2 separate regions of the Homo sapiens genome follow, and region 1 is linked to region 2. The links are chromatin loops, found by intact Hi-C in ENCODE. Cell type or tissue: Calu3. All regions are shown on one strand. Each heading gives the region's core, and the rest is flanking DNA. Links, peaks and the distances in the headings are about the cores only.

Evidence for each region. A loop is a pair of places that touch in the nucleus more often than their neighbours do. Peaks named below come from ENCODE experiments on the same cell type or tissue, not always from the same donor. Only the 100,000 strongest peaks of a DNase experiment are listed, where the experiment ranks them.
Region 1: it touches region 2 in a loop (8-fold over the local background); 4 of 110 quality-filtered maps call a loop at or near these places.

The regions. Positions count from the first base shown.
Region 1 is chr1:110,228,714-110,241,360 of GRCh38, forward strand. It overlaps KCNC4 (potassium voltage-gated channel subfamily C member 4), which reads left to right. Exons shown (of 4, transcript NM_001039574.3): 4 at 4,198-5,331. The coding sequence ends at 4,259. Among named protein-coding and RNA genes, the nearest start is that of KCNC4, 25 kb to the left of the region's middle. RefSeq lists enhancers at 6,209-6,709, 6,710-7,210 and a silencer at 7,722-7,831. In Calu3, for the core only: no CTCF peak of the experiment used is centred there; DNase peaks (open chromatin) are centred at 7,028, 7,658 and 7,918.
Region 2 is chr1:110,307,387-110,317,249 of GRCh38, forward strand. All of the region lies in intron 2 of RBM15-AS1 (RBM15 antisense RNA 1), which reads right to left. Among named protein-coding and RNA genes, the nearest start is that of RBM15-AS1, 27 kb to the right of the region's middle. In Calu3, for the core only: CTCF peaks have their summits at 5,392 (motif pointing left) and 5,624; a DNase peak (open chromatin) is centred at 5,375.

The sequences.
Region 1 (12,647 bases), core at 2,123-10,122, 78 kb before region 2:
CTGGGCACACGCGCACAAACAGGCACCCTTCCATGCCCTCAGCGCTCACTCCCCAGGGCCCACGCGGGCAGCAGGAGGGAGCAGGGGGGAGCAGTCAGGACAGAGGAGAACTTAGGCCCCCGAGCCTGCCCTCCATAGCTCCAAGCTTCCCAAAAGGTTCAGCTCTGGAACCGGAGAGCAAAGGGGAAAGCAATCCCAGAGCTTCTCCCCATATTGGCCTCTTCCTGGGCTGTAGGTGCACACCCCGGACCTGTCTTTCGGCCTTGCCTTCCTCTCGGGGTCCCACCAGGGCCAGTCTCAGCCACCAGGCGTTTATGTGTGCACAGAGCGCCTGGGGCCAGTCAGCCTTGTTGGGGAGCCACGCCTATGTTAATATCTTTAATCACTGTGAATGTATTTCCATTCCTCATAGCCTTTAACCAGTAGCCGAACAGCCTGTCTGTCTGTCTGTCTGTCCACCCCACACCCAGACCAGCAAGGAACAAGGCTGTTATGTCGGGCATCTCTGCTGGTGTAAAGGTGGTTTGACTCCTTGGAAGAGCAGTGCCTATGGGCAGTGCTGCCCTGGGAGAAGAGGCCTGATGTTTTCTATCCCTGGCTTGGGGCGCAGGTAGGGGTCCCTAGCGTTGTAGCTTCAGGCTTGGTGCAGGCCGTGGGCGGGCTGCCTAGGCGAGGGAGGCCCTTCCCTCAGGAAGCCTCTGCCCAGATTCAGTGGTGACTCCCACTGGCGGCACCTGGTGTCCCTTCTGCGCCCCGAGCTGCAGCATCGCTCTCCACGCTGCTTCCTCTGCTTCTGCGACAGTTCTTCTTCCCTCTCCCTCTCCCTCAAACTCCCAGCCCTGCCTCTGAGTCACCTGCCATTCCCACCCAGCCTCTGCGCTCTGTATTCCTGCCAGAACCGGAGACTCATCTAATTTCTATAATTAAGTGTATTCATTTACCTAACGAGCCCAGGAGCACAACAGGTTTGTGAGTCACTGGGTGAGCAGGGGTACACCTTGCGCAGGGGCAGCTGAGGGGAAGTGTGGGGACAGAAGCCATCTTGCCCCCACCTGCTCCTGCCGCTCCCGGGAAGGGGGCCCTCCACAGCCTGAGGAACAAGGTTGCCTCAGCCAAGACGTTTCCTCTTTCACCTGATGGGAATTAGACCTGACAGCAGAGCCGTGCGCCTGGCAATTTTTAGAGTCAGATTATGCAATTTTGCGGAGAGAATGACTAAGTAAGGTCCAGATCTGCTCCTTCCATGGTCAGCAAAGATAGGATGGCAGGGCAGCGTCGGGGCTGGGCAGAGGCTGGGAAATCTGAGGCTCCCCAAAAGGCGGACTGGGCAGAGCAAATTATTGCATGGGGTTGGGGGTGTTGTGTAAAGCCTGTGCCCGGAGTGTCCCCATCTCGGCACCTCCCTCAGTCTTGGGCAGACACAGAAATGTCCTTCTGGAAAGGTCTGTTCAGAGTGGGCACTGGGATACCCCCACCCTGCAGTGGTTTGTGGGGCCTGCCTCCCACTTGCTCTCAGAATGAAGTGACCTGACCCATAAGAAGTGAGAAGAGGGGATGTGGGGGCCTCCATGCAACTGCCCTTCAGGAGGGAGCAGGCCCTTGAAGTGACAGGGATGGGGAAGCCTGTGGAACAGGATGGAGATGCGAGGGCCCCTCCCCCAACAGCGAGAGGACTCCCTGGCATGGAGGGCCTGGGCTCTGACAGGGACACAACGAGCCGGGTGTGCAGGTTCACAGGGATGCCACCACTGTTTTCTCCTCTGACTTGCCTTTCTGGTTCAGGGAACCGAGGCCGCTATTTCTGTGGCAGCCCTCAAGTTGTCAGGAGCCCAAGTTTCCACGGCACCCACCGCCTCCTTCCCTCTCTTCCCTCCCACAGGGCTGGGTCTGGCTCATGGCACCCCTACGGTGGGCACAGATGTCCCTGGGCGACAAGATGCAGCATTGCCAGGCTGGAGCCCTAATGCCTCGGGGAGCTGGCTCCCACACATCCCTCCTGGCTCTCTGGCTTCATCTGGGAGAGATAGAACCCAGATAGCAGGAGGGCTGAGTAGACTGTCTGCCCTTACAACCTCTCAGCACCTCTGGGCCTGCCCAGGGCCCTGGGAAAGGGCAGGGTGAGCCCAGGCATTTGCAGAACCCCTGCATACCAGGCACTGCCACAGGAAGTGGCTGCCTGTACAGGCGTCAGGCTCACCCAGGCCTTGAGCCTCCCTCCTTGAGAGAAGGCTCTCTCCCACCCACCATCTGAGAGTAGAGTTTGTTTTCCTTGGGCTAGACTTGGACCTGCACCCACTACTTTGTTGTCAGATGCCTTTCCCCTGCAGCTGGAGCTCAGCCCCTTCCCACAGAACTGGGAGGCAGTCTGGGTAGGAGTTCACAACCTCGCCTTCCAGTCTGTAGCAGGGTTACTGGCAACCTAGAGACCAATTTTCAGGGCTTCTGAGAGGTAGAACCAGAAGGAAGGGCACTGCAACCTAGAAGCTGGCTGACAGGAGCCAGAGGGGAGGCCATGGACTGGCTGCAGGGCCCAGGCTGCCCTTTCACAGAGCTTCCTGGGAGAGGAGGGCCTGCTCTGCTCTGGCCAGCGTCACCCTCTGAAATCCCTGCCCCACCCCTGGTGGGTCAAATAGGTAAGAATCCAGGATGAGATTCCTAGGAAGACCCCTCCCCAACTCTCAGAGGTCCCTGAGGATGGAGAGTCCATGGAAGCCAGTGGAAAAGCAATCTAAGGCCATTATCTCAGTATGGGCTGCTCTGCTCCCTGGCTTCTGGGACACTTGACAGCCTTGCTGTGACTCCTTCTGTCTCATCCTAGACCCATCCTAGACCCCTCAGTAGCCCAGGCATTCTCACCGGTGCATCTTAGGGCCTAATTGCCTACTGGGAGCCCAGAGGCACTTCCCTGTCCCCTAATGAGTGGGGATCAGTGGCAGGTGTTGCTTAAGTTACGCAGACAGGAGTACAGGGCAAGACCACAGCTCTGTCTGCGTGTCCTCAGAAATGGGGCTCTGAAGAACCCTGAATTCCTCTGATTTCAAGGATAGTACTCAGAGGCCCAGAACACTTGTAGGCAAAGGGGCAGTGTTTAAGGAGGTGGCTGGGGCATACAGTCTTAAGAAGATGGAAACAGCATCACCCCAAGATGAGGACACCCCTTCCCTAGAAAGGTGATGGAGGCACCCCGAAGCCCAGGATGGAAGCTGTGAGGTCTGGATGCCACATCTGCACTCCACCTTGACAGGAGGCCTAGCCCTAGACCTCAGACCCGAGAGCTGCAGGGGTTGTCCCAGCGGGTCTGGAACTCCCACCTCCACTGTTGACCCAGATCTGCAGCTGGGACAGCAGTACTCCTACCTGCCCTACCTGTGCTCCCACTGGTAAGGTAGGGGAAGGAAAGGCCCAGGTGGTAGACATCCCAGGCTGAGGGTGGGATCCCAAAAGGGCTCTCTGAGGGGTTGGGTTTCTCAATAAGGTACTATTTCCTGACCTTCTCTCCTGAGACAGGCACATTCGTCCTCCGTGACCTTCCCCTTCAGCATTCACCTGAGGCTGCATGCCCTCCAACTGCTGGGACTCTGTTCCTGCCACATTGAGGAAGGGGGCTGGGCACGACATGGCATCATACTCAGGAGCCTTCTTCACCAGCTCCTTGGGACAATGGAATATCCCAGGGTGGTGACAGCAGATGGAGCTACTTGGGGGAGAGCTCAAGTTGGTCAGGCAACAGCTGGGGTGATGGCCTGTGAGCCACAGGCCACATCAGGAACTTTCCCCACTGCCTCCATGCAAGGCTGCAGAGCTATGGTCCCTTTCTCCACTGCACTGGAGCTTTGAAGACCTAAGAGGCTAGTGGTTCCTGGAGCTAGTGGTTACCTGAACAGGTATGGCGATGAGCTACAACATCACCTGAGTCACCAGAGTTGGGTTGGCAGAGGGGTGAAGGGTTCACCCCATTCCCTGACCCATCCATGCTCTTCCTGGCCTTTTAGCCCTGGGTTCCTCATGCCTTCCAGCTCTGCTCCTGGTCTACTCCTTAGCCCACACCCTGTGGGTCAGCAGCTGGCTTCCTTCTAACGTCTCATTCTTTGTTTCTCCCTTTCTTTTGCTGAACTCCCTGTCCCCCCAACCCCAGAAGGCAATGTTGAGCCGAAAGCGTGCGTCCCAGTGTCTCACACCTGTGCTCTTTAAACACAGAGACCTGCCAAGACGCCCTCTCGTCCAACTATGCCCAGGCTGAAGTCCTCACCCTCTCTTAAAGCGGCACCAACGTGAGAGAGACAGGCAGACAGACAGAAAGCCAGAGGCTTAGGGAAACTCTGGAACCCAGACAAGAATCTTTTCGCTGGGAAAGACTCAGATATCCTTGTTTGCACAGGACTGGTGGAAAATCTCCCATGCGACCCTCGGGGCCCAGAGCCATCTGGGTCTGATGTTCTGTTCCATTGTACATCGAAGAGATATATATGCACATATAGTATCTATATTCATACATATTATACTCTTGTGTGTAGTGCACGTGCTATTGGTGGTTTGTCTTCTTTGTTAGGCTGTGTCTCCCTAAGCCCTTGCCCCACCCAGAGTTTCCCGTCCCCTTCACTGATTTCTGTTGTTTCTGCTGACTGTGTGGGTGGAATGTCCCAAGAAAAGTGCATCTGGGAATTGCCAGTCCAGCTGGGTAGTCCCAGGCTCCTGTCTTGGGGATGTTTCCCCTGTCAGCAAGTAACCTGGTGAAGTCTATTGAAGGCCAGACTGCCCCCTAGGGTCACTGCTTCACTAGCCGCACCCCACCCCAGATTGGGGTTCTACCTCCCACCCCACATCCTCGTTGTGGGGGGACTTCCAGGGGCTCCTCTGCAGCCTCCTCCACTACTTCCTCCACCCCATCTATGTCCTTGACTTAGGGGGGCATTTTGTCTTTTTTAGATTTGATTTTGTTCTCTCTCCTTTGTCTGTTTGTTGTCAAAGATGCTGCTGGGCAGACAGGCAGGGAAAGGATCTGTCTGCCCATCTGGCCCAGGGGGTCCGAGAAGGGAAGCCTTGGGCAAGAGGAGACCAGTTGCAATACTGTACTTCCTGGTCAGTGGCCAGAGGATGCGTGCAATAGCAGAGGCCAGGTGACCCCTTCAGCCTTGGCCTCTGCCCCTCCCTTGGCCCTCCCTCCCTGCTCCTCCCTGGTGTTGGTCAGTCCTTTTCTAAAGCTGTCCCCTCGTGTGTGTCTGGGGCATGCCCAGGCTGGGCCCTGTGCCCTGTCTGCATGCCTCCAACTGTCATGCTGTGCTCGAGCCCCAATAAAGACATCTGGAGCATCCTGCTGCTCCTGCTGTGTGAGCACCTGCCTCTGCCTCTCCTTTCTGGCTCTGTGTCTATTGGGACCTCCTGGGGCTCTCACCCCTGACACCTGAGGAGTGCACACACTCAGCATAACCCCACTCCAGCAGGAATCATCAGTGTGGCCTGACCCCTGCATTTTACAGGGAGAGACTAGTGCTCAGAGAGGGCAAGTCATCTGCCCAAAGCCACACAAAGAGGACTAACCCAGGACCCCGAGACCCAAACAGTGTTCTAATATCCACTGCTGTCCCCAAGCCCCTGCCATAACATGGAAGAAAAGACTGTTCTTTGTTTAAGGAATTCCACTGCATTCCGTTTGTGCAGGGGGCCTCCCCTCCTCCCTGCAATTGTACCAGTTCTAAATGGGCCAAGACCCTGGGGACGCCAAAGTTATTGGCTGGATGGCTGATGAACTGAGGCCAACTAGAGACTGGTGGCACAACTGGGGACCACTTAGGGATGGAGAGTGAACACATCCTGGGCCTGGATAGGACGGGGAGATGGTGAGTGATGGTCAGACGTGGCCCTTGGCTCTCACTGTTGTTATCCCTCTCACGTTCACATAGGGGCACACGCAGGGCCAGCTTCATGGGTGTGCAACCTGTGCAGCCACTCAGAAGGGCCCCATGCTGGGTTTAATGCTTGGCTGTCACCATCATGAAATTAATAATGGTTGAACAGGGGCCCTGCGTTTCCATCTTGCACCAGGCTCTGGCGGGTCTGGTTGCCTGCTTGCCTCTCCTTATTCTTGTCTTACTCCTCACTCTTACTCTGGGCATCTGTGTAGGACCATAGGGGCCTCAATTCAAAGTCTTGCTTTGCTGCTTGCTAGCTGGGTGACTTGGGGGTGACTCACCGAAATGGTTTCCCTGTTTGTTAGGGAATAATGATGGCCCCTGTTTCAGAGACAGAGTGAAGAGCCTGGCCTGGTGTCATGTGTCTACCTGTGATATGACATATAGTAGCGGCACAGTGTCAGCTCCCTCCCTGCCCTGTTCCTGTCACTCTCAGACTTTTCTCCACAGACTTCTGAGATCTCCGTGTCCAGCTGCACCAAGAAAGGACAAGAACACACCCGGGAGCTGTCTTGGGCAGTGTAGAACAGCAGGGTGAGGACGGAATGGCCGAGGAGAGGGAAGAAGCCAGGGGAAGCCTGTTCCTGAAGTGTAAGGAAAGATCGGGCTTGGAGCCTGGGCCAGCCGAGGCAAGGGGGTGGCAGGCAGCCAGTGTCAATTAAAGATAAAATTTCTCCTCCGGTAGTGGAGGGCAAACAGTGGCTGTGGCCCCCCTAGACAGGAGAAAGCCATTTGCAGCCAGGCTGGCCTTGGAAAAGCTTGGCCAGGCGATAATGGGACGGGATGCGCTGCTGACTCCATAATGATATTACGCATCAGGGCCCACGGCCAAAGTGGCTGTTTTTTCTGTAGATCGATGTGGAACCATTTCATGGTCAGGGGCTGAGAACCCAGCCAGCAGCAGGGGTACTAGATGCCAGAGTGGTCCTGAGGGGACTGAAGGGGTGGCAACTGGGGTCCCCAGTGACCGTTTCAGGCTGCTGGAAGAGGAGGGGGCAGTGTGCAGGAGGGTGGAGGGGTGGACGAGAGAAGCAGCAGACTGCCCCTCCTCCCCACCTCACAGAAACAGCAGGCCGTGCTGTCAAGGAAGAAAGGGCTCTGGCTTCCTCCTGTTCCCCAAAGCTGGAGTCGAGCCCAAGGTAGGGAGCTGGTTAAAAGAACAGGACATTGTTTAAAAGAATAAGACAGACTTTTGAAGTCAGGCAGACTTGGGTTTGAGTCCTGACTCCATCACTTCCTTGTTGTGTGACCCTGGGCAAGTTACTCAGCCTCTGTGAACGTCTATTTCCTCATCTTTTAAATGTAGTATCTGCCTGAGGCCGTGTCTCTCTCATTGAGCCATGAGGAGAAATGAGTCGGCGCCTGTAAAGCCTCGCGCACAGTGCCTAGCACATAACCATTGCTAGAGGGAGAGGGGAGTATTTTGGGGCAACTCACTCCAGTAACAGATGACCAGTTTGGTTTGATGACCTCACTTTTCAGTGAATCAGCCTCATTTCACTGAAGTCCTTAGTCCTTATCTCCTTGTGAAGGAATAAGAGGGGATGATTATACCTAACAGCGAACATTTATTGAGTGCTGGGCAGTACATTTCATGCTTATAAAGATGCATTCCAAGATTGATGTTATCCTTACCTTTGTTTTACGAGGAGAAAACCAACACAACAATGTCAGGTCATTTCTCCAAAGTCACACAGCCATTAAGTAGCAAAGCTGGGATTCAAACTCAGTCTGGCTCTGTGGGTCCAATGCTTAGCCACTCTCTGAACTGAGTGGGGCTTGTGAGTCATAACCTCCAGTGTAGGAGTTTGTGCTTTTAGTGTTATTTCCTTAACTGCAATTGATTCTCATAGCAAAGGTATTGTTTTCCCCTTTTACAGATAAGAAACCAAGGCTTGGAGAAGTGAATCATTAAACTCACTCTCCCTTTTACGTGTATGTACCCCACCCCACACACACATAAAGCGAGGAGGAATGTCCTCTTGGGATTCATTCATTAATTAGCAGCAGGCAACACCCAGCTCAGTGACTGCTTGGTTCCTTCCCTCTGCGACCCCACTGGAGTTTTATTCTCTGACGCACAGAAGTGGGTAAGTGGGGGTAGGACTGCTCTGGAACCCAAGTTACATGAGGAGTGGCTCAAGCTGGAGAAGTCTTGGAAACCTGATCCCAACTACCAGGTGTTTAAAGGGTACCTGTGGGGAAGTGGGTTTAGATTCTTCTCTGATTGCAGAGAGCAGATCCGGAAATAATAGGTGGAAATGTTAGGAGGGCAGATTGGGTTTAAATTTTAAAAAATCTTTTTTTAATGAAATTTTTGATTTGTAATTTTTGTGGGTACATAGTAGGTATATATAAGAACCTTATTTTCTGTTGTTTCCCTTGCTATTATAAATTTATTACTGCCAGTCATGGTGGCTCATGCCTGTAATCCTAACACTTTGGGAAGCTGAGGAGAGTGGATTGCTTGAGGCCAGAAGTTTGAGACCAGCCTGGATAACATAGTGAGACCCCATCTCTACACAAAAAAAAAGAAAAAGAAAAATTAGCCAGGTGTGATGGCATGTGCCTGTAGCCCCAGCTTCTCGGGAGGATTTCTTGAGCCCAGGAGGTTGAGGCTGCAGTGAGCTATGATCATACCACTGCACTCCAGCCTGGGCGACAGAACGAGACCCTGTCTCAAACAAACATTTATTTAATACAAGGTATTGGAAACCATCCCCATACCAAATCAACAGGGAATCCCCTGTCACCCTTCCTCAGTCCCACTTTCCTCCCCAGAGGTGACATGGTTAACATCTGGTGTGGGTCCTCCCAGGCTTTTTGGAAAAAAAAAAAACTTTCTAACAAAATTACCAAATCAAAATGGGTTTCCCTGCGGGGTAGTGAAGTTCCCTTCCCTGAAAATGTTTGGAGACACAGTGGATGATCATGTGCTGCACCAGGGTTCGTGGGAAGTATTTCTGCTCGGCGTGGGAGGTGGAATTAGAAGACTGTTTCCAATCCTAAGACTTTCTGACTCACGTGGCACACACAGCTAGTTAGTGGTGGAGGCAGGTCCAGAACACAGGTATTCAGATGGGGTTCAGATGAACTCCTTTCCTAGCAAGATTTTCCTTAAATTCTTCTCTGCCTCTTCCCAGCCCATCAGGGATATAGGGCAGGGCAGAGAGACATCTGTGTCTCCTCTAGTCTGGAGCGAGGGGAGTGTCCTGGGCCTGGGTTGTGATGCCATCCAGTGCCCACCCTCGTGGGGCTCCTGTGGCATTATTGCAGTGAGCACTTTCTTTCCGTTCCTGGCTCCAAGCCCTGTGTGTGCATACACTGGTACCCACACAAGAGGTAGCACGTGAGCTGGCTCAGTCACTTGGGGCTGTGGTAACCGCATTCAAAATGCAGCATCATGCTAAAGAGCCGCTGGGGACTCTGGGGACAAGGCTGTCTCCGACCCAGCTTTAGGGGGTGAGGAGAGGGAGCCAAACGGCTACAGCTGCAAGTCAAAGAGGTCAGAGGCCTTCTGATGTTGGCACTGGAAGCCTCTCCTTTCTTTCCCCACAGGTTATGGGGGCTTCTCCACTCCCCGCTCTTACTTGCCTGCTTCTCCAGGGATCCCTAGAAGAGCAGTGGTTAGCAAGCATATGCTATAGCCATCAAATACGAGTCTACAGAAATGTAGGCTTCCCCTTGGGGCTGAGTTAGGGCCTCTGCTTCTGAAATGAGCAACCTCTGGTTGCTGGTGGGGGCTAGGGCTTGCTCCCTTTCTCTCCTCACATACTCTTTCCTGGGTGACCTCATCCCCTCCCATTGCCTTAAACATCTTCCAGGTACTGGTGTCATCCACTTGTGTAGTTCCAGTTCAGAAATCCCGTCAGCTCCATTCATTCATTTGTTCATTCATTCAGCAAACATATGTGGCATCTCTGTCCCAGGTACTGCTCTACAACCTGGGTGTACAATAGGGACCCAAACAGACACTCCCTTCCCCATGCACTCCCTGCTCACAGACACACCTGCGTGGCAGTGCCTGGGTGTCTTCACAGCTCCCTGATGCCGAGCTGTGATCCCACCCTTCTGCCTCCCTGGTCCCCCTCAGCGTGCTGCCACCATTCACCTTGAGGCTGAGATAGATGTTGTCAAAACCACCCTCTCATTCCTTAATTCACTCACTCATTTTTCGTGCATTAAATCTTTATTAAACACCTGTGAACTCTGTCCTCAGGGAAACAATGGTGAACAAGACCAACAGGATCCCTGCCCTCATGGGACTTACATTCTAATCAGGGAGAGAGGCCAGAAGACCAATAGATAAAAAATATCTCCCACCCGTATTCCAACCTATTACCAAGTTCTACATTTCTAGCTCTGCAGGAGCCTCCTCCCAGGTCTCCCTGGGTCCCATCTGCCCTTCTGCCACCAGTCTCCACCCAGTCACCAGAGAGAGAGCTTCTTAAAATGGAAACTGGATCAGATCATGTCACCCCTGCTTAGAACCCTGTCAATGGCTGGGTTCCCACTTCGTGTACAATCCAGACTCCTTAGGAGGGCCTGTGATGCCCTGCTGCTCCTCATGGCCTTCCTGCCTCCGCAGACCTATTCATGCCCCTGCTCTCAGCCCCTGAGACCAGCAGCTCACTTTCCTGTCAGTTTCCCACACATCCCCAGCTCTCTCACCTTCAGTGTTTTTCCACTTGCTTTTCCCTCACGGGGACCACTTCACCCCAGTCCAGCCCCACCCCACCTCCTTCTCTTGGCTGAGAAGGCCTGGCTGTAAATTTCACTTTCTTGGTGAGGCGTTTTCCCCTCACACATCCACGCCCCTCTGCCTCTGTCAGTTTCCATCACTGCAGCCAGTGCATTTTCTTCATGGTACTTACAGTCCTTTGTAACTATGAATTGTGTATTGCCTGCTTCCCTGTAAGTTGCTAGGGCCTATAGGGGCTCGGTAAATATTTTATGAACAAATGAATGAATGGGCTGGAGATAGGCCTGGCATGAGCAGCTGCTGAACTCCATCCTCTCTTATTCCTCGCAAGCTGTCTCCAGCTGGCTTTTGCACCTCATTTCTAGGGCATTCCTGGGAGTCCTTGGGGAATAACATGAACGCTCTTCTTTTTACATTATGCATTTCCTGCCTGAGAAACTGTCAGAATAATGAGGAAGCCTTGGAGAGAGAGTTCCCATAGCCCTTCCTCTCTCTTCCTTTTAGAACCTACCATTTTCTACCTGGTACTTTTTGGTACTTGTCAAATTCCCCTTCCCACAGTGGCGAGTTGCTCAGAGGTGCTGGTTCATCCCAGCTCCCACTCGAGGGCCTAGCTTAGTGGTCCATGCAGAGTAGGTGCTCAGCGAAATGTTGAAGTGAATGAAGGATATGGTGAGAAAGGAAGCAATGAGTAAGAAGGAAGAGTGAGAAAGAAGGAAAGAGGAAGAGGAGGGAGGGGCAAAGGGGTTGATGAAGAGTGAAGAAGCAGAGGGAGGGAAGTGAGGTCAGGGAGTGGGAAACGGGGAAAGAGAACCCTGGCCCGGTGTCCACCTCAAGCCAGCACCCTACCCCACTCCTTCCAGTCTTCCTGGACTCGGAGCCTCCCAGGCCTGCCCCAGCCTTAGGTGGGACAGCAGGGTTCCTCCAGCCTGCCACTGACACCAAGGGCACCCTGAACTCAGCTCAGACCCCAGGCTGCCCGGAGCAGGAGAGACTGCTCCTGAAGAGACTTCTGCAGGGACGAGAGCCCAGGATTCCTTAACCTGAGGCCCAGCTCCATCCCTGAGATCCCTAGAGACTCCCCTCAGCTCCCCTCCCCTCAGCTCCTCATATTGAGCCCCTGATCCAAGGACGATTAACTCCAAATCCAGCATCAGTGATCAAATGTTCATAGCAAACAAAGGAAAACAAACACCACCTTTCCTCCTTGCCTCAGCCCTGGGGCCCCAGAGGCTTGGCTCAGAGACAGGTGCCCTGCCTCCTCCCCACGCCCGGCACAGGCCTGCCAGCTGCCCCTCGAGAAGACCAGGGGCCAGCCTCAGAGGCCCGGAGGATCTGTTCCCAGAGTAGCTGTTGCCACAGTGACCCTCCCTGGGGTGGTGGCTCCTAAGCTGCCATGGGAGGCAGAGCTGTGCCACTACCACGACGACCACCACCACCACCAGGGCTGCCACCACAGCAAAGCTGCTCCTGGGGCCTCCCTCCTAGTTAGGCTGCCGAGAGACCAGTCTGTGCTATCCTCTCACCATGCCAGGCAGCCACAGTACCAGGGAACAGGAGTCACAATCAGCCCCCTTCCAACACCCCGGCAGCATCCCGCTGTCTGCCCCAGGACCCGCTCTTCCCCTGAGGGGATGACACTGCCCCCCTGGAAAATTGATTAGGGACCTCATTTCTGTCAGCACCCCACTAGAGATGGCAACCAGCTCCCAGGGCGCCTGGGGGCGGGATGTTGAGGGCAGCAGGGAGGTAAGAAGGCTCCAGTGATACCAGGCTCCCTCTGGGCCTCGGTGCTAGGTGGTGACAAGCTGGGTTTCCCTGGACAGGACTGGAAAGTTGCTCTCTAATACTCTCTATCTTTCTGCTTGGGTTCTTTCCCACCCCTGCCAGAGGCTCTTGCTAACTACTGTCCCCTTACATACTGGCACCTAAACATAAACACACATTTCCAGAGTCGTCCTGCTCTCTTCATTTTCTGACCTATGCACAAGAAAGTATTTTGTGTCAGTCATCAGCACTCTAGTATGAATTTAGGG
Region 2 (9,863 bases), core at 1,247-9,246:
GCCCCTGACCTTGGCCATCCCTGCATACCTCTTGCAGATAGAAGCCCCTGTGTCAGCAAATTTGGATTCAAGTTTCAGAGACTAGATTTGATGCACAGAAAGACGCTGCTTGATTTACCAAAGAGGCACAGGACAGAAGGCCTTCCTCGGACTGTCTCTGGCAATTTCCCGCTGTCCCACCCTAGGGATGAAAGGGGCGGTAGTCTCCTCAGACTGTGTCCATGGGTCTGGGGGTCCTTCCGCTTCCACTACTCTGTGATGCCTGCTGGGTGGGGTCTTCGGTGAGGCACATGCTCCAGCGAGTCTAAACTGCGTTAGAAGTAGTTTCTTAAACTACCTTAGTCAAGTGCTCATCAAGCCACAAATGAACAGCTGCCTCCTGCCTTGAGCCCGATGCCTGGATTATTCATCCTTTTTGGCTTTCAGATCCTCTTTTTGGATCCAGGCAGATACTGCTCCTTCCACAGCCACCTTAGTTTGTAATGTCATCTTCCCAGTCACCCCCTCCCCACTCCTGGCCCTTTTCTCTTTTTGGCTGGGCACATCTACCTCTTCTCCAGGCCCCTCCTTTCATCCTGGATAGAGTCTCTGGGGCATGGCTCCAGGCTTCTCTTGCTTCTAATCAGTTCCTTTCCCCCTTATCCCAGCAGCCTCACATTCATTTTGTTGGCTCCTCTCCATTTTACTGAGCTTTCCTTAAAATATCTCCTTCCTTTTTATCTATCTCTGTTCCATCCCCTTGGAAGTGTGGTCTTTAGTAGGCCCTTGTTTCTCATGCCTCCTGGGGCTCTTTCCTTCCTCATTATGACCATCCACCTTGTCCAGGCACCACCCTGCAGCTACTAGAATACATATCACTGATGGAGTGTGGAATATGTGCCAGGCACTATGTAAATGCTTTGCCTGCATTTTTTCACTTCATTTCCTCATAATAACCCCTTGACAGCAAATGCTATCACCCCCTTTTAGAGTGAGGAAACTGAGGGAGAACCACAGAGGTTGAGTAATTTGCCCAGAGCCACAGTCCGTGGGAGGAGGAATTCCAATCCAGCTCTCTCATGCTCCCTGTTCACCCTGCCTCACACACACTCCAAGTCAGCAGATATTTATGAAAAGTCTACTGCATACAAAGTGCTGTGGGTAATAGTTATGTGGGGAGGAAACAGAAAGAAAATAAGATTCTGTCTATGCCCTCAAAGAGCATCGCCTAGGGTAGGAGACATGCATACGTATGTATAACACTACATGGAAAGCCTAAGGGTTAAACATAAGCACAGTTTCTGAGCGCTTAGGAGAGGGAGTGGCCTAGCATGAGAGATGGGAATCTCCCTACAGGAGGCTCTTGCTTCTTTGAATCAAAAATCTAAACATGGAATGAGAGTGCATTTCAGGCAGGGATGCTCCAATCACGACAGGAGAGCAGGATTTGTTGCAGGGCATCTTAGATGTTCAGTACTTGAGCTCCGCATCAGATTCCTGATCACGTTGGCCTTGGACAAGGAATCTAACATCTTGAGGTATCAGTTTTTTAATCTGCAAATTGGAGGATGCATACTACCTGCGTCATAGGAGTGCTGGGAGGATTAATTGAGATAGCACATTTTGAGTAAAGAATTGAGCATAATAATGGGTATGTTTTAAGTGCTCAGTGATTATCATTCCCATAACCTTTCTTCTTGCCACAAAGTTTCCCACTCCTATGCGGTGAAAAAGGGCATTTATTGAATATCTCCTTAGAATGAGGTGGCTTCACATGGGTTAATTCATTCAATTCTCATAACAAAGCTGTAAGTTTTGTTTGGTGTAGTTGGTTGTCATCATTTTAACAAATGAGGGAACCCAGGCCTGGAGGGCTCAGCAATTTGCTCAAGGTCATCTGGTTAAGAGAGCCTTCATCAGGACTCCAGTGGCTCTGCCTGGCTCTGTAAGGCCATGTATTTTCCCTCTGCATGAGTCACCAAAAAGTCCTGGAGTGGAGTCACCAAGCGGAAGTGGAGGCATCAAGATCCAGGTGGACCTCAGAGTACATCAGGCCCCAAGATGTGGGCCTGTGGAAGGAGAGAGCCTAGAGGACTACTTTAAGTTAATGCTAGGCATTCTCCTGGTGACCCTGTGAATACTGAGCTATTTTCCTGCTCACAGTGGGGATAGGCAACCAGAGCATCTGGTTTTCCCTGAAAATGTCTACATTTCCACCAAAATCTGGCCAGTCTGCATGTGATAAAGGTAGGAGGATGTTGTCTACCCTTGCTACAAGGTAATAGGAGGACACTGGGAGTTGGCATCTTGATGTAATAAACACAGGATTCGAAGATAGATAGACATGGGTTCAAATCTCAACCCCAAGCCTTGGAAGCTGGGTGACCCTGCATGAGGCACTTCTGAGTGGCCCTTGCTTTTCTGTCTCTAAACACGGATGATCATAATCATACCAGTCTCCACTGACTCCAGACAGTGGTCATTAGATCCAATGAGTCAACACATGGGAGTACACTTTACAGAGTCAGTTATAACCAGGCATTAGCTGTCAAATGAATGAGTCCGGTATCTAGGAGAGTTCACTGCCTGAGGAAGGAAATCCAACCAATCCCCTGCCTGAGAGCCGAGAGCAGCCAGCTCTAAGGCACCTCCTGGAAGATCTTGCAGCCCTCTGGCACTGAGTTCTTTCTTCTCCAACTTCCTACCCCCACATGTTTATAGTCCACACCACATCTAGTTCTCACAGTTCAGAAAGTCCTCCAAGCCAGCCCATCTGAATCCTTTAATGACCTGCTCCTTCCCTGCTTGCTTTCCTTTGCAGAGCCTCCTTCTATCAATACTTTCCCCCTCACATGGAATCCATCCTCACACAGGCCTTTCAGGAGGAAACTTCCCCTGGGCCCCTGACCAGTGTTTCTTTTCAGAGCTTCATCATTTCCCAGGTGGCTGAGGTTGTAGATTTCAAAGCAAGGCCACAGAACGTAAGCTCCGGGCTGGTTTTCACTGCTTCTGCCAGCCCTGCTGCTTACCCTCACACGTCCCTGAAAAGCTTTGGCTGGAACCAGATGCCAATAGGCTAAGGTCCCTGTTGCCTGGCCCTCCACAGCATCCAAACCAGCAAACCAGGGGCTTCCCTGGGGCCGAGTGACCTTCTCTGGGAAGTAGGCCAGAGCTCAGCAAAGTGCTGCCTCTTCAGCCACTGTGACTGTGTGACGCCTGGGCTGAATCCCAAAGAACGAGGGCCCAGCTCTGCGGCTGAGAATCTCAGTAGGGGCAGGGCTACAGGGACCTCCATGGTCAGCAAGCTCAACCTTGTCATTGTCCAGAGGAGGATACTAAGGCCCAAAGAGGCTTGGCAATGTGGATAAGGTAGCAATCTGATAGCAGAGATGTGCTAGGCCATGGTCCTCTCTCCCAGCCCAGGGCTATTTACACCACCCAACAGCTCCTAGTGCCTGGACAAGAAGACTCCAAAGCCCAGCTTCCGATTCTTTCCTTTTGAGTTGCTCTTTGGCTTTCCCAGGGAAGAAGATGGCTGTTTAATTTATTCATCCTTCCAATTTCAGATTAAGAGGGACTGGAAAGAACAGGAGCTATAAGGTAAATACTATTAGTGTCCCTATTTTATAGATGGGGACACTGAGACTTGTAGATATCAAGTATCTTGCCTAAGGTCCCACAGCCAGTACATGGTGGTGCTGGAATTGCAATGCAGGTGACTGGCTCTATCACATTGTGCTGCCAGCACTACACACCTGGTGAATTACCCCTCAACCTGAGAAGCACTTGCTGCTCCTTGGAGCCCTAAAGGATAGGCTGGAATGAGGAAAACTCAGTCTGTCTCCCATCTGGGGTTGGGTAACACAAGCAGTGGCTAGAGTTTAGTAGAGAGGATGTATCCAAAGAGAAATCCCCAAGGAGGCAGAGAGACTCCAAGATTTGAGCAGCTCACCATAGGGATCGAGCCACTTTCTCCAGATGGTCACAGATGAGGATTCTAGCAGCAATTGCAAATGAGAGGAACTTTACCTCTCCTGGTTCCACAGTTCTCTGAGCCTCAGTTCTATTTATTTTTTAATCAGTAAAACTGGGAACTCAAATTACTTGTCCAAGATTCCTTCCTCATCAATAGCAAACAAGTATTGAGCACGGTGCTGAGAGCCTTTACATAGCAGCATCAGCACCCACCATCCCTCCTGGAGAGGAATGGGCAACAAAGTCCTTGCTTCAATGTCTTAGATTAGTTGAGAAAACACATTTTGAAGAGTGCATAAACTGGTCCTTGCTTGCAGGTTCAAGTGGCCCTTCTAACCGTCAGAGTCCATAAATGGAATGGGAATTTGGGGAATGGCTCCTTCCCATTCCATCCTCCAGTTTCCTCCCATTCCAGGCCTATTTCACCTCCCTGATTTCTTAACCCTCAGACTTCAAGAGGCCACGCGAGCCTTCATACACTGCGCATCTTTCTGCAGCAGGACTCTATGGGGGCCAGAGAAGCCTGGGGAGAGGTGGCTCCACGTGCTTTACCCAGAACAGCATTCCTTCAGGTTGAGTTCACCCTGCCCAGACTGACAGCATGGTGGGCATCCACTCTTCGCTTCCATTCTCAAAAAAACATCTGCTTCAACTGTTATCCCAAGCACACAGTCCCCCGACCAGGATGAGAGAGAGCTGGGAAGGAGAAAGAATCGCAATCTGCACACTTGCTTCATTATTCCACTTAATACTCACAGTAGCACCACCAGTTTATAGAAAAGGAAATCAAGTCTGAAAATGACTTACCCAAGGTCCCATGACATATAGATGGAAAACCAGGACACAAAGGCAAATCTGACTCCAAACCTGCCTCCTAACCACTCAGGTATCAGATTTGGCATTCACCCATTCATATCCAGAGAGTTAGCCTTTTATGCACTTCCAAATGGGGGTTTCAGCCCAGCCTAAGGAGAGCCTCAAACTCCTTTAGTGAAGTCCAGGCATTCTCTGAAGCAAACGGCCCCACCCATCCACCGTGGCAGGCCTGGCCTCCCATGGCTCCTCTGTGACATGTAGACTGGGCTGTCCCTGTTACTTGAAACACTTTGCTGGGAAGAGATCCCTTCAGCCTTCTCCCTGAGCCATCGCATGTTATCAGCCTCATCCTTCCTTCCTTCCCCATGCAGGAGGGAGCGACTTTGCCAGTCCAGAGGTCTGAGGTCTCAGCCTTGCCAGGTGACATCTAGGGCCTCATAGCCCTTGCTGGAGAGGTCCTTGCTGGAGAGGCCCTTGCCGGAGAGGCCCAACATGCTCACAACCCTCGGAATGTTTGCAGCTTGGCAGGACTGAGTGACCCAGTTTCCCCGGCAGGGAAGCTCACTTGGCTAGTGGGCTGTGCAGGGTTTGGCATCTGCACGTCTCTCCTGCCCTCTGCTGGTCACCAGGCAGGAGGCTTGCCAGGGCAGGCAATCCCACACTGTGTCCGCTGTGGGAATTGACTCTCAGGCCTGTAAATATTTGCTGAATTAACTGAATGAATGAGTGTATCATGTACAGTTCTAGGCTTTAGGGCCTAAAGTGGCCGAAGAGACAGGAGCTACTCTGGGAAAAGAGTGAATTCTGCTGAGCTGGGCCTGTGTTCCCAGCAGGCCTCCCCCTATACTTTCCTCCTGCGTCCCTGCATAACCAGCTCTCCGCTCCCTCAGAGGCGCTCCCCTCCCTCACAGCGTGCTGCCATTCTAGGATGAATTAGATCTTCCCAGGCCCAGGTCAACTAGTTTCATCACCACCTGACTCGTTACATTTCCTCTACCACATTCCCATGGAGTGGTCTCAAATCTCTGTTTGAATGCCTCCAATGGCAGGCACTCACTATCAGGTAGCCCTTTCCACTTTCCGAGAGCTATAATCAAAAGAATGCTCTTCTTTTTTCACACTAAATCAGCCCTGACACTTCCACTTAGAGACCCAGTTCTTACCTGTTGGTCACTCAGAAGTCTGACCAGGCCACCCTGTGACAGCCTTTCAACTCCTTGAAGACGGCAGTCATATTCCTGAGACTTCTCTTCTCTCCCCGCAAACACACTGGGCTCTCTACTTCCTGCCATTTATCTTAGTAAGTCTGGAAGACTCGGACAATGACTCTCCAGTGGTGGAATTCTAAAAGATGAAGGTATTTTCAGTCTGAAGACTTTCTGCACTTGAACTTAGCCAAAAGGCCAAGAAGCGAGTCTGAAGACCTTCTGAAAGGCAACTTTCTGTCTACTCTAGGAGAAGTCCTAAATCACAAAATGGGATAATTATTTGGCCACAGCTTGCAAATTTACAAAGCTCTTTCATAGGCCACCATCTCAGTGTGTAAAAGTATCATCATCCCAATTTTAGGGATGAAAACAGCAAGGCCTCACAGAGGAAAAATGCTTCACTGGTGATCATACAGGAAGCAAAAGCTAAGTGGTACTCAGACTCAATCTTCTGATTCCAAGTCTACCATTCTTTATACAAAGGCATTGCTGCTTCTGCCTTTTGAGAACGTAAAAAGAAAAAAAAAAGGCAGATAACAAGTATTGAGCACTTACTATATGCCAGACATTGTTCTAAGGGGCTTAATATTTATTAACTTCATGTCCAAAATGACTTTGTAAGGTATGTATGTACACTTATTATTATTCTAATTTTATTTTCCAGGGTTAGTACATTCAAAATCCAGGACACTAACCAGTGCAATTCAGCTCAAGAACTAACACTTAACCACATCACCATGGCTCTCCATGCTTGCCTAAGTTTATACATACATCCATCTTTGTTTCTCTCCTTGCCTCTCATTTATCGGACCAATGATACTGTGGAGAAAGTTAAAGAAGAGTTCCCCAGTGGTGGGAGTGGGGAGACTTTCCTTCCTTTCAAGGCAGTGAACCAGAGGCAGTGAATCCTAGCTCTGCCACTTTTCAGCAAGTGACCTTGGGCCAAGTTATTCAACCTCCCTCCTCTCCTCGGTTTCATCATCTGTAAAATGGAGGTGCCACCAGCACCGACTTCATTGGGTTTCCGTGAGTTATGAGTTAATGTTTTTGTAAAGTGGTTAGAGAAGTGAATTTCTATTACTAAATTTGGACCCTCGGCTGTTTGAGGTGACTGGGGCAAAGTCTAGAGGGTGGGTAAAAGCAGGCACCATCCTGTGGGAACACAGAAGGAAAGAGCCCTGGAGCCCAGACGGAGGATGGGCTGGGGGAGGTGGAGTGGAGAGAGAAACTGATGGAGAACTGGGATGACTTTTGGTGGGATCTGACCCTTTCATGGAGTCACAGTTTCTCTGAGTTAAAAGTATCTTTCTAGGGCATCTAATCCAGCCAAGCAGTGGAGCAGGCACAAGTCTCCAGTCTCAGCCAGAGGCCTTGGAAGATGAAGAATTCCATTTCCTAAGACTGGGGGCACACTGCATTAAAATAAATGACACTTGGTAGGCTGGAGTTGAGGGAGGTTCTCTCTGGCCTCTTGAAGAAACTAGACAGCAGGGATATAAGGTCCAGATGCCTTTACACCTGGCCTCAATTTGGTCTCATATTCTGTTTTCAGGAACAATACAAATCTGTAGCAGAACTACATGAGTTCCAAGCTGATAGCACACTGATAATAATAGCTAATACTTATGAGGGATTCCCATGCACTAGATGCAATTCTGAACGCTCACTTGTGTTAGCTCATTTAATTTTTACATCATTGCTTTAACGGTATTAGCCCCACTTTACCCAGGAGGAAATGGATGCACTGGGAAGTTCAAACACTTGATCATCATCATGCAGCAAGTTGTGATCAAAATCAGAGGATGAGAACCAGACCCTCTGACTCCAGGAGCAGTATTCTTAACTATTATAAAAAGCCAGCCATAGGCGGATCACTTGAGGTCAGGAGTTCAAGACCTCCCTGGCCAACATGGATGGTGAAACTCCGTCTCTACTAAAAATAAAAAAATTAGCCAGTCGTGGTGGCGGGCACCTGTAATCCCAGCTACTCAGGAGGCTGAGGCACGAGAATTGCTTGAACCCGGGGGGCAGAGGTTGCAGTGAGCTGAGATTGCACCACTGCACTCCAGCCTGGGTGACAGCGAGACTCCATCTCAAAAAAAAAAAAAAAAAAAAAAACCCAGCCATTATCCTCATTTCAGAAATTATTGAAATTGTGTATTAAAGAATATTCATTTTGAAAAAGTAACCAAATCTTTAAAGGCTTCAGAGAAGCAGATTTCTCTTGTAGCTTGTGGCAGCATTTTCTCAGAACTGGACGGGGCCACCAGTAGCGTCCTTCATTCCTATATCCGGGTGCTTGTTCCATGCAGTCATGGTATTAGGTTCTGGGGATGCTGCACACAGTGACACACACTCAGTCACTGCCCTGATGGGGTTTTTACAACCTGGTGAGGCAGAGAGATACTGGTCAAATAGTCACACCAACATATAATCCACAACTACAATAAATGCTATGAAGGAAAAGACTAGAATGCTCTAAGAGTGCATTATGGGTAGCAAGAACTGCCCTAGACTGGGGTGTGGGGTGGGGGAGGGATGTGTCAGGAAAAACTTTGCCTGTAGGTTTTTATATAAAAGAATGTCTTTGGGCTGGGTGCAGTGGCTCACGCCTATAATCCCAGCACTTTGGGAGGCTGAGGAGGGAGAATTGCTTGAGCCCAGGAGATTAAGACCAGCCTGGGCAACATAGTGAGACCTTGTCTCTACGAAAACAAAAAATTAATTAGCCAGATATGGTGGCACATGCCTATAGTCCCAGCTACTTGGGAGGCTGAGGTGGGAGGATCACTTGAGCCCAGGAGGTTGAGGCTGCAGTGAGCTATGATCAGCCACTGCACTCCAGCCTAGGTGACAGAGTGAGACCCTATCCCTTAAAAATATATATATTTTTCTAAGGTTATTTCTGAGTTAGTGTAAATAATGGACATGGACTCAAGTTTCAATTAGAGTTTCAATACTTAGACACAGGAAAGCTTCACCAAGAAACTTCTGAGACTGCATAGTCCTGGGGTAAAGAGGGTCAAAAATGCTTCTGGGGTGTCCATAGTGAGCTGGCATGAAGGAATCTTCATTGATCCCAGGAACTTACAGTGCTCTGGCTTTTGTTTCTAGAAATGACAATCCCTACACATTCACGGCATGCCCCACCCAGCCTTTAGTAGCAGAGTGATGTTAGGAGCCCTGGCTGGCTCTGGAGCCAGATGGACATGTGGTAAATTCCTTAATTTCTAGAGTCTTCAGTTTCTACTCTATAAAATGGGTTGATAATAATATCTACTTGCAGGGTTAATGTGAGACATAAATGAGATAAGACATAGGAGGTACCTGAGAATTATGTGGATCGCAGCAAGTGTTCAATCAATGTTAGCTAGTATAGCCTCCAACTCTAACTACAAACGGGCAGGATAGTGAGATGAACCTGTATTTATCTCAAGATAGAACATGGAATTTCATTTCTTTCTAAGCAAACCATTGCTTATTTCCACATCATTGTTTCCTTCTTTTCTTCCTTCCTTTCCTATTTACCTGCCAATTTACATTATCTAATTTTATAAACCTTCATGGGAAAAGGTCACGTGACAAAAAATTGCTTGGTATTTCCTATGTGAAAAGACAAAAGAGAATCAATATGGAAATTGAATTCTGTTCAACATTCCCAATGGTTATTTATAAAATTTACCCAGAGGGAGAGAAAGAATTCTAAATATAAAAATCACATAGAAATTTCCATTTAGGGAGCCCCAAAGTACTTTATTTTTAATGTATTATTATGATTGCAGAGGCTATTGTTAAATTTCAGATGCTGAGGTAACGCTGTGGGGGTGGCAAGAAAACCTGCAGGTGGATTTCACCCACAACATCTCTGGGGCCCGGGGAAGGGGC